Linked DNA regions of Homo sapiens: region 2 is linked to region 1. A link is an interaction called in ENCODE POLR2A ChIA-PET data of the cell type or tissue named here. Cell type or tissue: OCI-LY7. All regions are shown on one strand. Each heading gives the region's core, and the rest is flanking DNA. Links, peaks and the distances in the headings are about the cores only.

Evidence for each region. ChIA-PET counts read pairs that join two places held together with the same protein. Peaks named below come from ENCODE experiments on the same cell type or tissue, not always from the same donor. Only the 100,000 strongest peaks of a DNase experiment are listed, where the experiment ranks them.
Region 2: POLR2A ChIA-PET joins it to region 1 with 5 read pairs; 3 of 35 experiments call an interaction of 5 or more read pairs at or near these places.

Annotation. Positions count from the first base shown.
Region 1 is chr15:40,625,878-40,628,377 of GRCh38, forward strand. KNL1 (kinetochore scaffold 1) reads left to right here. Exons shown (of 26, transcript NM_144508.5): 11 at 2,193-2,331. Among named protein-coding and RNA genes, the nearest start is that of KNL1, 33 kb to the left of the region's middle. In OCI-LY7, for the core only: no CTCF peak of the experiment used is centred there; no DNase peak of the experiment used is centred there.
Region 2 is chr15:40,548,714-40,552,517 of GRCh38, forward strand. It overlaps a transcript of CCDC32 not described here. Among named protein-coding and RNA genes, the nearest start is that of CCDC32, 14 kb to the right of the region's middle. In OCI-LY7, for the core only: no CTCF peak of the experiment used is centred there; a DNase peak (open chromatin) is centred at 2,058; H3K4me3 peaks cover 650 bases; H3K27ac peaks cover 1,064 bases.

The DNA.
Region 1 (2,500 bases), core at 1-2,500:
GTACAAAAAGTAGCCAAAGTTAAAATTGTATAATTTCAAAAATTTCAAAAGGTATGTATACTGTCACCTCTAGTGATTTGTCAATTTGGCTTTATATAAGAATCTCTAGGGAGGTTATATATAGCTTGAAAAGTCATCTTCAGTGTTGTTATATTTGGGGAGTAAAAAGCTTTTTATTTTGCCAACTGCATGAAGTAAAGCTTGACTGAATTTCCTTGGCTGACAAGGATATGTAGAAGTTGAGAGTCCATTTTCTTTATTATTTAATTTTATTTTTATTTTATTTTATTTTTGAGACAGAGTCTTGTTCTGTTGCCCAGGCTGGAGTGCAGTTGTGTGATCTCAGCTCACTGCAACCTCTGCCTTCTGGGTTCAAGTGATTCTCCTGCCTCAGCCTTCCGAGTAGCTAGGATTGCAGGTGCCTGGCACCACACCCGGCTAATTTCTTTCTTTTTTTTTTTTTTTGTATTTTTAGTAGAGATTGGGTTTCCCCATGTTGGCCAGGCTGGTCTCGAACTCCTGATCTCAGGTGATCCACCCACCTTGGCCTGCCAAAGTCCTGATATTACAGGAGTGAGCCACCACGTCCAGCCTGCATTCTATTTTCGATAAATATATAGATTATCTGCTATGTCTTAGGCACTGTTTTATGTGCTGGGAATGCAGAGAAAAATCTGCTGTCATGGAGTTTACATAATATTTATTCATTTATTTATTTTTGAGACAGACCCTCGCTCTGTTGCCCAGGCTGGAGTGCAGTGGCGCGATCTCGGCTCACTGCAACCTCCATCTCCCTGGTTCAAGTGATTGTCGTGTCTCAGCCTCCCAAGTAGATGGGAGTACGGGTGCACACCACAATGCCCAGCTAATTTTTGTATTTTTAGTAGAGACGAGGTTTCACCACGTTGGCCAGGCTGGTCTCAAACTCCTGGCCTCAAGTGACCCACCCACCTCGACCTCCCAGAGTGCTGGGATTACAGGCATAAGCCACCACGGCCCATAATGGCGTTTATTTATTTATTTTTGTTTTGTTTTGAGATTAAGTCTTGCTCTGTTGCCCAGGCTGGAGCACAGTGGCGTGATCTCAGCTCACTGCAACCTCCGCCTCCCAGGTTCAAGCGATTCTCCTGCCTTGGCCTCCTGAGTAGCTGGGATTACAGGCATGTGCCACCACACCCGGCTAATCTTTGTATTTTCAGTAGAGTCAGGGTTTCACAATGTTGGCCAGGCTGGTCTTAAACTCCTGATCTCAAGTGATCCACCTTCCTTAGCCTCCCACAATGTTGGGGTTACAGGCGTGAGCCACAGCGCCCAGCCCCCTTAATAGCATTTACATAAAAGAATATATTGTTTTCAGCCAGGCGCGGTAGCTCATGCCTATAATCCCAGCACTTTGGGAGGCCAGGGCAGGTTGATCACGAGATCAGGAGATCAAGACCATCCTGGCTAACACGGTGAAACCCTGTCTCTACTAAAAATACAAAAAATTAGCCAGGCATGGTGGCGAGCACCTGTAGTTCCAGCTACTCAGGAGACTGAGGCAGGAGAATGGCGTGAACCCGGGAGGTGGAGCTTGCAGTGAGCCGAGATCACGCCAGTGCACTCCAGCCTGGGCAACGGAGTGAGACTCCGCCTCAAAAAAAAAAAAAAAAACTTACCAAAAGCATGTAAGAAGATAGATGAAGATGGCATTTAAAGCTGTGAAGTCAAATGGTTAAAATAGTAAAAGCAGGACCACATAACTTATTCAGCTAAAGAAGTCTTGGTCAGCTGGGGAGGAAAGTAGTAAAGCCTGGAAATAAGTTTATTGTCTGGACTCTAGCCAGGGCCACCACATACAGCCAATATTCTAGTCTGGTTTTCTGCAGTGTGGTTGCCCTGCTGTTGGTGGCTAGTAGTTGAATAATTGGATAGGTGAACATTTGATAGCTTACAGGATCTGATTATAACTTAGATATATAATGAGAAATAATTTGCATACACAGTATAATCCATAGAGTAATTTTCAATAAAATTACTTTTAACTCTAATTAAAGGCTTAAGATGTTTGTTACTTATTCTAATTCTTCACTAAGATATTTCATATGAATTATAGATTAATTGTATGTTAGAAGTAGTATTTCTGTTAGTGTTTGTCGTAAGTATACAGTGTATATTTTATTCTGATGATATTCCTTAATTGACAATTTCAGATTTTTGATCACCATACTGAAGAGGATATAGATAAAAGTGCTAACAGTGTATTGATAAAAAACCTGAGCAGGACCCCATCTAGTTGCAGCAGCTCTCTGGATTCAATCAAGGCTGATGGGACCTCTCTGGACTTCAGCAGTAAGAGCTTCATGAAGGCTAAATAATAGCAGCCATCTGCTTACTTAACTAATAATAAGTAGTTTTCAGTTCAGGAAATATTTGAATGTTGTATATGCCTTTTTGGGGTTATAAAAAGTTGATCAGTAAAATAATATTTAGTTTATTTTTAATTCTTAGTTTGTAATGC
Region 2 (3,804 bases), core at 805-3,304, 76 kb before region 1:
TCAGAACTACCAAGGAGCATGCTGAGAGAGAGAGAGAGAGACCCCAGGTGGAGTGCTTTCATGACCTTGCCTCAGAAGTCCCATTATTTATGCTGTACTCTATTAGCAAGGCAGTTACATAGGTCTGCCCAGGTTCAAAGGGAGGGAATATTGACTGAAGATCTCAGGGGAGGAGTGTCCACATCACACTGGAACATGAATGAGTGGGATGGGATACACTGATTTGGCCATCTTTGGAAAATACAATCTGCCATACATGATTCTACTTGTTCTGTAATAGTGAAAAAATAACAAGAAAAATTGAAGTAGAAAATAAAAACAAAGAAAAACCATTTCACATAGACATGTATCGCTGCCAAGTGTGAATAACTTGTCCACCCTCAATCACTTTAATTATGGCAAACCCATGGCAGCCATAACCTTCTAGATGTAAATCTCATCTTGTCACTGCCCCTCTTAAAATCAGCCATTAGCTCCCTGTTCTCCCACAATAAACTCCAAACTCCTTAACATGGTTTATAAAATCCTTCACACCTGGCCTTGTTTAGTAATTTCCACCCTCACCTCTCGTCTGTCCCTCCTTTGTTCTTTGTGCTCCAGCTACACTGAACTACCTTCCATCCTCCAAGTTCCCTTTTGCTTTTAGGGCTTTGCACATGCTGTTTTCCTCTTCCAGGACTCCTCTTGGTCCCCATGCTCTTACTCTTCTATTTCCTCTCACTCCTATTCATTTCTATGGACTCAGCTCCCCTAACACGGCCTCTCTCCTACCCCACTCCAACTGGTCTAGGGCTCTCATATCTCCTTCCCATGTGCTCTCAAAGCACCTTGTGCTTACAACTTCCACAGAATTAATGAGGTAGGCTCTACTCCCCCCTCCATCATTCTATGTGGGAAGATGCCGTTCTGCTTTATTTAACACCATGCACCATGCCTGGAACATGGCAGGGGCTCAACAAATATTGGTTAGATGAATGAATCTCTGCCTTAAATAACCTATTTCTGGGCTCAAGTAAACAGCCCTCGCACAAACCTAACATCCCAATGGCAGTATCCTATCTTGAGTCTTATAACTGACGTAGGGCCAAAGCTGGTTGGGATAATTTAGAATTTTCAAGAAAACCTTGCCTGCTTCATGTGGCTGGGGCTGTTCTCAGCCTTGGAGGACTCCTTCCAAAACAGGGCCAGGGAGAGGCTCCAGGGCTTCCGTCTTCCAGCAATGGTCCTGGTGGGCAGGTCTGCTTGGAAGGGTGCACCTCGGCCACAGCTGGCGGGACGTTTGTTTACTTGCTGTGCCTGCAGCCAGGGCCTATTTCTGGATCAGGTATTGGATGCATGCCTGTGTCACTCCAGCCCTGATCTTGCCAGGCGCTGAGTGATGAGCACGTGTGTGTGCCGGGAGAGAACAGCAGCAGTCCCTTAGGTTATCTGCCTGGCTGCAGCCCAGCCTTCTCTGGGTGTACCAAGTCATTACGGCTTGGCCCGTGTTGGTGATTACCCTCCCCTGGCTCTAAAGCTTTAGCACTAAATATTGCTCCATTTGCTCTAACTTGCTGTCTATTTCACTAAGGAGGAAGAAGGAAGAAAGTCAGGGGTGATAAGTAAGATTCTACCAACTTACAAATCTTACTAGGTTGAGGAAGCCCTAACTGGAGTTCCTTGGAGTTTTCAGGGTCAAAGGAAAGAGATCAGCATTTTAGGCCAATACTATTTTTTCCTATGGTTAGTCCCATTACTGAAAAGGAACTGGAACATGAAGAGGTCACTTGACTTATTTGTGACCATTCAGTAAGCCACAAGACAGATAAAAGACAGCACCCAAGACTCTCAGTTTCAAATTTAGTGCCACTTCACTAGCCTAAGATAAATCTGTATTAACAAGTTAGCTTTGGGAGCTAGTGTCAAATTTGGTTTTGGTAAATGGAGTTTCACCTTTTTTTAGAGCCATTGTTTACGCTGTCACCTCTAAATCAATTAAGAAACTATAGCTACAACTCACTGGGTTCCCTTCCGTGGAGTCGTGCAGAGCTCCTCTCACACCGCACCCAGGTTTACACATGGGCTAGAAACCATTCAACTTACAAACTCTGTTTCAGTTCCTCTAAAGCGATTCTCCACCCTCTCATATTCCAATTTCTGTTTCTGAGGTAGAAAATGGGAAGTAGGGAAAAGGCAAAGCTAGAATCTTGCCTGAATGACAGAAACACTATTTTCGGGTACAGAAACATTCTCTTACCATCCCATGATCTGCACTTTGGGAGAGTGTTTTGGGACCTCATTGCTTTTTTTTTCTTAAACTGTTGTTTCTGAGGAAGAATAATTGTTGTTTGTTTATCATGCAGGGAGAATAAAAATTTTAGTTTTTCTTTCTTTAAAAAATCCATCCTGGCAGGGCACGGTGGCTGACGCCTGTAATCCCACCACTTTGGGAGGCCGAGGCGGGCGGATCATGAGGTCAGGAGATCCAGACCATCCTGGCTAACACGGTGAAACCCCGTCTCTACTAAAAATACAAAAAATTAGCCGGGCGTGGTGGTGGGCGCCTGTAGTCCCAGCTACTCGGGAGGCTGAGGCAGGAGAATGGTGTGAACCCGGGAGGCAGAGCTTGCAGTGAGCCAAGATGGCGCCACTGCACTCCAGCCTGGGCAAGAGAGTGAGACTCCATCTCAAAACAAAAAAATCCATCCTGAAAGCCATCAGATGGCCCTGGAGAGGAGTGAGGCCTGGCATCTGAACTCCAGGTGGAGATGGCAGCCTGCAAGCCTGGATGACCGTCAATATTCTGGCTTCCTCAATGTACCCAGGGGCCACAGAGAGCCACTCTCTGTGTCACACGTATCCTGCCAATAAAATGCAGTAGGAATAAAGCGACTAAATCTACTAATAAAGGTGTTAACCCAGTCCAGACAACATGGCGAAATCCCATCTCTACAAAAAATATAAAAAATAAGCTGGGCATGGTGGTATGCACCTGTAGTCCCAGATACTCGGGAGCCTGAGGCAGGATCACCTGAGCCCAGGAGGTCAAGACTGCAGTGAGCTGAGACCGTGCCACTGCCCTCCAGCCCTCCTGGTGATAGAGTGAGACCCTGTCTCAAAAAAAAAAAAAAAAAAAAAAAAAAAAGGTTAACCATTAGTCAATGAAAAGAGAGGAAAGGGCCAGGCATGGTGACTTGCACCTGTAATCCCAGCACTTTGAGAGGCCAAGGTGGAAGGATAGCTTGAGCCCAGAGGTTCGAGACTAACCTGGGCAAAATAATGCGACCCTGTCTCTACAAAAATTTTTTTTAAAAATTAGCCAGGCATAGTGGCACATGCCTATAGTCCCAGCTACTCAGGGGAAGCTGAGGCAGAAGGATGGATTGAGCCTGGGAGGTTGAGGCTGTAGTGAGCCATGATTGTCACTACACTCCAGCTTGGGTGATAGAGTGAGGAGACCTTGTCTCAAAAAAACAAAAAAAAAATAAAGAAGGAAAAAAGAGGAGCGGCCAGGCGCGGTGGCTCATGCGTGTAATCCCAGCACTTTGGGAGGCTGAGGCGGGCAGATCACCTGAGGTCAGGAGTTCGAGACCAGCCTCAACATGGAGAAACCCCAAATCTACTAAAAAAAATACAAAATTAGCCGGGCGTGGTGGTGCATGCCTGTAATCCCAGCTACTCAGGAGGCTGAAGCAGGAGAATTGCTTGAACCCGGGAGGCAGAGGTTGCGGGGAGCCAAGATCGCGCCATTGCACTCGAGCCTGGGCAACAAGGGCAAAACTCCATCTCAAAAAAAAAAAAAAAAAAAAAGAGGAAAGTATATTT